Linked DNA regions of Homo sapiens: region 1 is linked to region 2. The links are chromatin loops, found by intact Hi-C in ENCODE. Cell type or tissue: transverse colon. All regions are shown on one strand. Links, peaks and the distances in the headings refer to the core of each region. The heading gives the core; the rest is flanking DNA. Region 1 has its middle 45 kb from the start of TTC39A-AS1. Region 2 has its middle 12 kb from the start of RAB3B.

Region 1 (4,397 bases), core at 126-4,125, 720 kb after region 2:
AAATTAGCTGGGCGTGGTGGCGCATGCCTGTAGTCCCAGCTACTTGGGCAGGAGAATCGCTTGAACCCAGTAGGCAGAGGTTGCAGTGAGCTGAGATCGTGTCATTGTACTCCAGCCTGGCGACAGAGGGAGACTCCATCTCAAAAAAAAAAAAAAAAGATCCAGTTGACCAGCCTCCTATGGGTGACATCGAATGAAGTAATGGGTTTTAGGCAAAATATATTATTAGGAAAAAAAGCAAAAAAACCCTCACCCAAGATTATCTTTTCCAATGAGTATTGTCAGAGTAGAAATGCTATGAAAAAAAAATCTCTCATATTATTAGAATGAAACAAAAGAATGTCCTCCATAGAGAGTAATCCCTTTGCAAGCTATCTCTTCTCCAAAGCCTGGATGCTGGGAGACCAACCTGTTTCTAGGCTCCTGGACAGGACAGGGTGAGCGGGTAGAGACAGGCTGCAGGAGGACAGGCCTCCATGGCTTCCCCACATGTTGGAATGTTGCCTGCTGCTGTATCAAAGCAGCACTACTCACAGGACACCAAACACATACTTTGGAAAATTGCAGTTTACAAAAAAACTCATTTCGGGTGCTTTTTTTTTTTTTTTTTTTTTTGAGACAGTCTCGCTATGTCACCAGGCTGGAGTGCAGTGGCGCGATCTCAGCTCACTGCAACCTCTGCCTCCCGGGTTCAAGCAATTCTCCTGCCTCAGCCTCCTGAGTAGCTGGGATTACAGGCATGCGCCACCATGCCCAGCTAATTTTTGTATTTTTAGTAGAGATGGGGTTTCACCATGTTGGCCAGGATGGTCTCGATCTCCTGACCTCGTGATCCACCTGCCTTGGCCTTCCAAAGTGCTGGGATTACAGGCATGAGCCACCACGCCCGGCCACGGGTGCTTTCATTTTAAAATTTGGTCAAGATGATTTCCTCGTCAACATTTGCTGTTTATTTCCTCCTGGGCTTTGTTAATTAATCCTATGTCACTTTTACCTCTGCTGCCCTGATAAGATAAATCAGTGGGTTTTGCCTCCTGTACCCCACCTGCAAATTCTGAGATAATCTATCAAATATATACATATACATACATATGTGAAGGACAATGAAAACACTGGGTTTCTAACATCACCACATCCTTATGCAAGGGCGTTTTCAAGAAAGTGAAAATTCTGTCATAGGCTCTCAATGTCTTATTTGAGTCATCTGTGGTCACTGCTTCTCTAATAGTGCAGACCTTCCCAGCACATCTGCCATGGAGAGGCCACAGATCAGGTGGAAGGTTTGAGCCTGGAAATAAGGAGACCTGAATTCCAGTCCTGACTTTGCTACTGATTTTCAAAGTAACCTTGGGAAAGTCACAGATCCTCTAAAAATGAGCAATTTGGACAAGATTAAGGCTCTTTCCTGCCTTCTACAGTTTCTTTATGGGTTTTCATCTGCAAAATGAGGCAACAGATACACTTCCCTACCTTTCTGCCAAAGCCTTGTGTCCCTAAGCAATTCAACCAGAAATAATAGACTTCTTAGGGGCTCTACAGTAGCCAGAACACCCAGAGAGCAAGTAATCCTCATTTAGAGAAAGTCTAAATCCTGTGCCCCAAGATGAATTCAGTTGTTAGGGAAGTAGCAATGATGTAACATGATCTGAACAGGTCCTTGGCAACAGAAAGTCTACCTCAGCCTCTCACTGATCACAGGCCCTCAGAATGGCAGAGTGGCTTCTAGCAGTGTGCTGGGCCCTCAGCTCTCCCATGGGTTGGCAGGTTGCCCTATTCCTTATCTCTTGAGCCAGAATGGGAGTGTTTCCAAGACAGTTATCATTCACAGCAGAAAGCCACAACCTGACATCAAAGCCAGGATCCTAAAAGGCCAACACCAACTCAAGATTTGGCTGAGGTCCAGGTGGGAGATTCCCAAGTGAAGAATGGCACCAAGAGGTTTTAAGAAAGCCCCAGTGTGCTGAGTACTAGAACCATTCAAGGAATCAAATCCAGACCCTTTCCTCTGGAGTTACTCCCAAGATCATTTCTTCTAAGATGATGGGAGTCAACAGTCTTTTCCTTGTTTACTTCAAATTTAAAGCCTAACAGTGCCTTCTCAACATCCTCAGCATCATCACACTAATTCAGTAATAAATGAGAGGTGTCTGGATTCTGCAATCCAAGCAGCAAATGGGAACTTCTCACGCCCACCCTCAGATGCAGCCTTCCAAGGTCGGAAAGTGCCTTCTGCTCGGGTTAGCACGGCTCCTTTGAATTCCAGTGCAAAGTTCATTACTGATTAATAGGCTAGGTCCACAAACAAGAAACCTCATTTGGGGACTCGAAAACTCCATCTCTAAATGAGTAATCTATGACTGCTTCCACTGTATAAAGTCAACTGTTAAGTGACAAAATAAGAATAGAGCCCTTTGGGAAGACATAGAATGAACTATTGAAGGTCTCTATGGACTGTTAAAAGTTCATGTTTGGCTGGGCGTGGTGGTTCACGCCTGTAATCCCAGCACTTTGGGACGCCGAGGCAGGTGGATCACAAGGTCAGGAGATTGAGACCATCCTGGCCAACATGGTGAAACTCGGTCTCTACTACAAATACAAAAATTAAGTGGGCGTGGTGGCAGGCACCTGTAGTCCCTGCTACTCAGGAGGCTGAGGCAGAATTGCTTGAACCCGGTTGGTGGAGCTTGCAGTGAGCCGAGATCGCGCCTCTGCACTCCAGCCTGGGTGACAGAGCGAGACTCTGTCTAAAAAAGAAAAAAAAGTGGATGTTTAATCAGAGACATCACAGCTAATGTCTCACAAATGACTAGATCAGGTTTGTTTTTCTTCCTCCACATTAAACACTCCAGAACATCAGACACCAATATGCTCTGGGGAAAAGAATAAAAGCTAGTATTTATTAAATACTCATTATGTGCCAGTTGCTATTCTAAGTACTTTACATTTATTTAATCCTCATAATATTTACATAATCCTATGAAGTGGGGCCATTGTCATTTTGCAGATGGCAAAACTGAGGCACAGGTAAATAAGTTGCCTAAGATCACACAACGATTATGCAGCAGTAAGATTTGAAGACAGGCTGCTGAACTCTAAAGCCTGTACTTTGCTACACTGTTGGTCAAGCTGTAAAATCCTGTGTAAAGTTAGACCCAGCTTATACTGACTCTTGGGCCACTGTGAAAATGGAAGAAGTACTGACTAATAGCTCAACCGCTGGAGATGCTTGGCTGCAAACACATGGAGCATGTCTTTGTGGCATGGCTCCCTTTGGCACTTGGCATCATGAAGTAGGGAGAGGGCCTAACTTGCAAAAAGCCAAAAGAAAAGCAATCCTTAAACAACAGTATTTGCTCAGAAAATCATCGAGGGATGATGGAGGAAAAGGCATGATCCAATCCCCACTCAGGTAGAGTTCCAGTCAACTACTCCAGAGATGGGAAGTGAAGCCTGCACTGAGGCTTGATGCATAGCAAGTCATGTGCTAGAAGGGGCTTGGTATAAGACAATAAGAAAGAGGATCACTGGCAAACTGGGAAGCATATGATGCCAAAGGCACTAAAAACTGTTTTATAGTTTAAGCACTTATGAGTGCTTGGCTAAGCACATCACATTTGTGGGTCAAAGTGGCCCACGGGCCACAGCTTTGTCCTCCTGGTACTGAGATGACTTCCTACAGTTCTCTGGAAAAGAGGTTGTGAGCAAATTCACAGTATGAGAAAGCCTGGTTTACTAAAAATATCCAGCCTTTGTTTTTTTTTTTTTTTTTTTTTTTGAGACTGAGTTTCGCTCTTGTTGCCCAGGCTGGAGTGCAATGCCGTGATCTCGGCTCACCGCAACCTCTCTGCCTCCAGGGTTCAGGTGATTTTCCTGCCTCAGCCTCCCGAGTAGCTGGGATTATAGGCATGTGCCACCACCCCCGGCTACTTTTGTATTTTTAGCAGAGACGGGGTTTCTCCATGTCGGTCAGGCTGATCTCAAACTCCCAACCTCAGGTGATCTTCCCACCTCAGCCTCTCAGAGTGCTGGGATTACAGGCCTGAGCCACCACGCCCGGCCTACTCAACTTTTAAGTTCGATTAATTACATGGGGTAGTGGATAAAAGCACAGTATATTCAACTTAATCAAACTACTTCACCCTATTTAGAGAATCAGTTTACTCTTAGGCAAAATGGGGTTTAATGCCAACTGCTTTACAAGGGTTGTTGAGGATAAAGAGCAAGCATGTAAATAAATAGCCTAGTATGGCCCCGAGTATACCATATTCAGGTAAATTTATTGGCTTACTTCTACTGTGCGAAGGCAGTGGTGGATTTGGCCTGACGGATGACTGAATCGGGGGCGCTAGTGCCACAATTAAGCTTTCTTTATCTCTTGGCTTTTGCCCCTGTGTTAG
Region 2 (4,397 bases), core at 69-4,068:
AGTGCAGTGGCGCAATCTTGGCTCACTGCAACCTCCGCCTCCCGGGTTCAAGCAATTCTCATGCCTCAGCCTCCTGAGTAGCTGGGAGTACAGGTGCATGCCACCACGCCCAGCTAATTTTTGTATTTTTATTAGAAATGGGGTTTCACCATGTTGGCCAGGCTGGTCTTGAACTTCTGATCTCAGATGATCCACCCACCTCAGCCTCCCAAAACGCTAGGATTACAGGCATAGCCACCATGCCCAGCCACCCCATTCATATTTTAAAGTCCTAATCCAAGTACTTCAGAATGTGACTGCATTTGGAGATGAGGTCTTTAAAGAGGTAATGACGTTAAAATGAAGTCATATAGGTGGGCCCTAATGCAATAGCACAAGCATCCTTATCAGAAGAGGAGGTTGGGACATAGTTGAACACGGAGGGAAGACCACTGGAAGACACAGGGAGAAGTAGGCCATCTACAAGCCAAGGAGAGAGGCCTCAGAAGAAACCAATCATGTTCTCAGACTTCTAGCCTCCAGACTTAGAAAACAAATTTTTGTTGTTTAAGCTACCCTGTCTGTGTTACTTAGTTATGGCAGCCCTAGCAAATGAATTCACTCCTTTTCACCCCCATCATTACTACCATGGTCTAAACCATCAGCATTTGTTGCCTAGACACTTTCAGTGTAAGATCCACCATCGGGATGGCGCTTTTATCTGTCTTCTTGTTCACTGATATGCCTTCAAAACCTAGTATATTGAATGTCATGAAGATATTGTGAAAGAGGCCAGGCTCGGTGGTTCACACCTGTAATCCTAGCACTTTGGGAAGCTGAGGCGGGTGGATCACCTGAGGTCAGGAGTTCGATACCAGCCTGGCCAACATGGTGAAACCCCGTCTCTACTAAAAATACAAAAATTAGCTCGGCATGGCAGTGTGCACCTATAACCCCAGCTACTTGGGAGGCTGAGGCAGGAGAATCACTTGAACGCTGGAGGCAGAGGGGTTGCAGTGAGCCAAGGTCTTTTTTTTTTTTTTTGAGACAGAGTCTTGCTCAGTCACCCAGGCTGGAGTGCAGTGGCGTGATCTCAGCTCACTGCAAGATCCACCTCCCAGGTTCACGCCATTCTCCTGCCTCAGCTTCCTGAGTAGCTGGGACTACAGGCACCCGCCACCACGCCTGGCTAATTTTTTTTGTATTTTTAGTAGAGATGGGGTTTCACCATGTTAGCCAGGATGGTCTCGATCTCCTGGCCTCATGATCCACCCGCCTCAGACTCCCAAAGTGCTGGGATTACAGGCGTGAGCCACCATGCCCGGCTGCCAAGGTCTTGCCACTGCACTCCAGCCTGGGTGACAAAGCAAAACTCTGTCTTAAAAAAAAAAAAAGGATATTGTAAAAGAAAGAAAGAAAAAACAAAACCTAGTGTATAGGACCTGGTGTGTGTGTGTGTGTGTGTATTATATACATGTGGTGTATGTATATATATATATATAAATATATATAGCCATCCCACAAGTATTTATTGAATATATATGTATATATATAATGTCTGAGGTCCAAAAGTAGTACAAAGGAAGGGGTGATTAAATTATCTCCAAGTAAGTTGGATGGGATGACAGGATGTGTAGGAAGGAATTTTCTAGATTAGGAAGGGGTATTGAGGAAGTCACCTAAGAAAGAGACAAAGGCTTGGGCAAAAATGCTGAGATTTAAAGCAATTTCTGAGAACTCTAAGTCATTCCGTGTGGCCAGAGCACAAGGACCAAGGGGATTAGTTGGTTGAAAATAAAGTTGAAGATAAAAGAATTTAATCATATTTGCTAAGGAGGTTGGATTTTATCCTGTAGTACAATCAATATCACTGACTTTTTTCCAGTTTTTCCATTTAGATCTGTTTTGTACTTTATTATCCACGAATACCTGGAGAAGTCATTTAACCTTGCTGAGTTTCAGTTTTCTCTTCTGTTGAATGGTTGATGAGACATGAGATAATATATGGAAGTTACCTCAGAAGGTTCCCGGAATATAGCAGGTGCTTAACAAACACTAGTTCCCTGCCATTCAGCCCATATAACCAGGTTGATTTCAGCACCATGGTTACTGGTCAGTCCAGAGAGAGTACAGTTCCAATTTCGGACACAAGAGGGAGTATGAGACTTACCTTTGCCGAAGGTCACAGGCTTGCCTAACAGCCTCCCTTACTTAGCAAGCCCTCCAGGAAAGACAAATAGGAGACATTCTTCCAAAATTAGAAAGGCATCTGTCTTATTTTTGTTTTTCTGAGAAACAGAGGGTCTCACTCTGTCACCCAGGCTGGAGTGCAATGGTGCAATCACTCCTCAACCTCCCTGGGCTCAGGTGATCCTCCCACCTCAGCCTTCTAAACAGCTGGGACTACAGGTGCACCTGTAGGTCACCACACCCAGCTGACTTTTGTATTTTGTAGAGATGGGGTTTCGCTATGTTGCCCAGGATGGTCTCAAACTCCTGGGCTCAAGCAATCCCCCTGCCTCGGCCTCCAAATCACAGGGATTACAGGCATGAGCCACCGCACCCGGCCTACTCTGACTTGTTTTATAGATACTAAGCCATTGGTAACCGTTCTTCATTCCCTGGACACATATTTGAAGGTGGACTCATTGGCAAGCATAATGTACTTAGTTATCATGCTGAAAGTAGCTGATGTTATTCAATAGTCTAGTATGCACCACCTATTTTACATACATTATCATCTTTAATTTAACTCTCAATGAGCCAGTGAAATAATCCTTATCCTCATTTTACAGATAAGCAACCTATGGTCTAGAGAAATTCAATCACATAATTAGTGAATGGTAAAAGTTGGATTTGAACCCAGAACTGCCTGTTTCCAAAACTTAAGTTTATTATATTATATTAATTAATTAATTTAATGTATTTATGTATTTGAGATAGGGTCTCACTCTGTTGCCCAGGCTGCAGTGAAGTGGCACAATCAGGGCTCACTGCAGTCTCGACCTCCTGGGCTCAAGTTAACCTCCCACCTCAGCCTCCTGAGTAGTTGGGACTCTAGGTACGTGCCACCAAGCCTGGCTAATTTTTTTTATTTTTAGTCAACATGGGGTTTCGTCATGTTGCCCAGACTGGTCTTGAACTCCTGGATTCAAGCAATCTGCCCACTTTGACCTCCCAAAGTGCTGGGATTACAGATGGAAGCCACCGCACCCCGACGATTATACTTATTTTAATTCAATTCCCTCATTTAACAGAGGTCATCCAGAAAGGGGTCTGGTCAGTGGTGGATGATGTGAGACCAAGGAAGAACTTTGTGCCTAGGGTGAGCACAATTTTTTTTTTTAAGATGGAGTCTAGCTCTGTCACCCAGGCTGGAGTGCAGTGGCACAATCTAGGCTCACTGCAACCTCTGTCTCTTGGGTTCAAGTGATTCTCGTGCCTCAGCCTCCCACGTAGCTGGGACTACAGATGCACGCCACCATGCCAGGCTAATTTTTGTATTTTTAATAGAGATGAGGTTTCACCATGTTGTTCTGGCTGGTCTCGAACTCGTGAGCTCAAGAGATCCTCCCACCTCGGCCTCCCAAAATGCTGGGATTACAGGCATGAGCCACTGTGCCCAGCCAAGGGGGGAAGGTTCTAGTTAGTTGTTTACCCGTTGTCTTGCCCTGGGAAAACCACTTGTTCTCTCTGCATCTTAATTTCCTAAATCATCTCTAAAATGGATTGATTCTTTTTCATCCATCAGGTCTCAACTAAAATGTCACTTCCTCAGAGAGGCTGTCCCTGTTTAATCATCCTAAGATAATCATCTCTTCGGCATATTTCCTTAAATATGGTTATCACCATCTGAAATTATCATAGATAATTTGTGTACTTATTGTTTGTCTCTTCTCTGCAGATTCCTAATTTCTGTCTGAGCAGAGGTTCTGCCTGTTTAGTTCACGTTTGTGTACTCTGTGCTTAGTACAATGCTTGGCACATACTAAGTGATCAACACATCTTTGTGCAATGAATGAACGAATAATATAATGATGAAGAACTAGGACCAGAGGGTGGAAGCTACAAACAGGCAGATTTTAGCAGAGGACTTTACTAACAATAAGGGTTATCCCAAGGCAAGGTGGTCTGCCCTAGAGAAGGTGGTCTCCCCATCCTTGGAAGTGAGCAGATTAGGGCTATAGAGGGGGCCCCATGTTGGTTTGGTGGAGGGTTGATTTGAGGTTCCTCTGGCTCCTCATTAAAACCTTGATTAAGTTTTAAACTAATACTCCGATAACAGGATGCTATCCAGTCATTGTGTTAAATTATGGAATGGGTATTCTCTCTGTTTAATAACTGGAATAAAAGAGGCCCAAAGGGCCAGGGAAGCAGACACAGGGGACGGATAGTGCTAGATTCTGCTTCTGGGCTCT

What was found. Hi-C counts contacts between places; a loop is a spot of excess contacts. Peaks named below come from ENCODE experiments on the same cell type or tissue, not always from the same donor. Only the 100,000 strongest peaks of a DNase experiment are listed, where the experiment ranks them.
Region 1: a loop joins it to region 2, with 15 times the contacts of the local background. A loop is called at or near these places in 1 of 110 quality-filtered maps.

Annotation. Positions count from the first base shown.
Region 1 is chr1:51,282,057-51,286,453 of GRCh38, reverse strand. No RefSeq gene overlaps it. Among named protein-coding and RNA genes, the nearest start is that of TTC39A-AS1, 45 kb to the left of the region's middle. In transverse colon, for the core only: no CTCF peak of the experiment used is centred there; a DNase peak (open chromatin) is centred at 1,773.
Region 2 is chr1:52,000,210-52,004,606 of GRCh38, reverse strand. No RefSeq gene overlaps it. Among named protein-coding and RNA genes, the nearest start is that of RAB3B, 12 kb to the right of the region's middle. In transverse colon, for the core only: a CTCF peak has its summit at 2,124; a DNase peak (open chromatin) is centred at 2,146; H3K27me3 peaks cover 690 bases.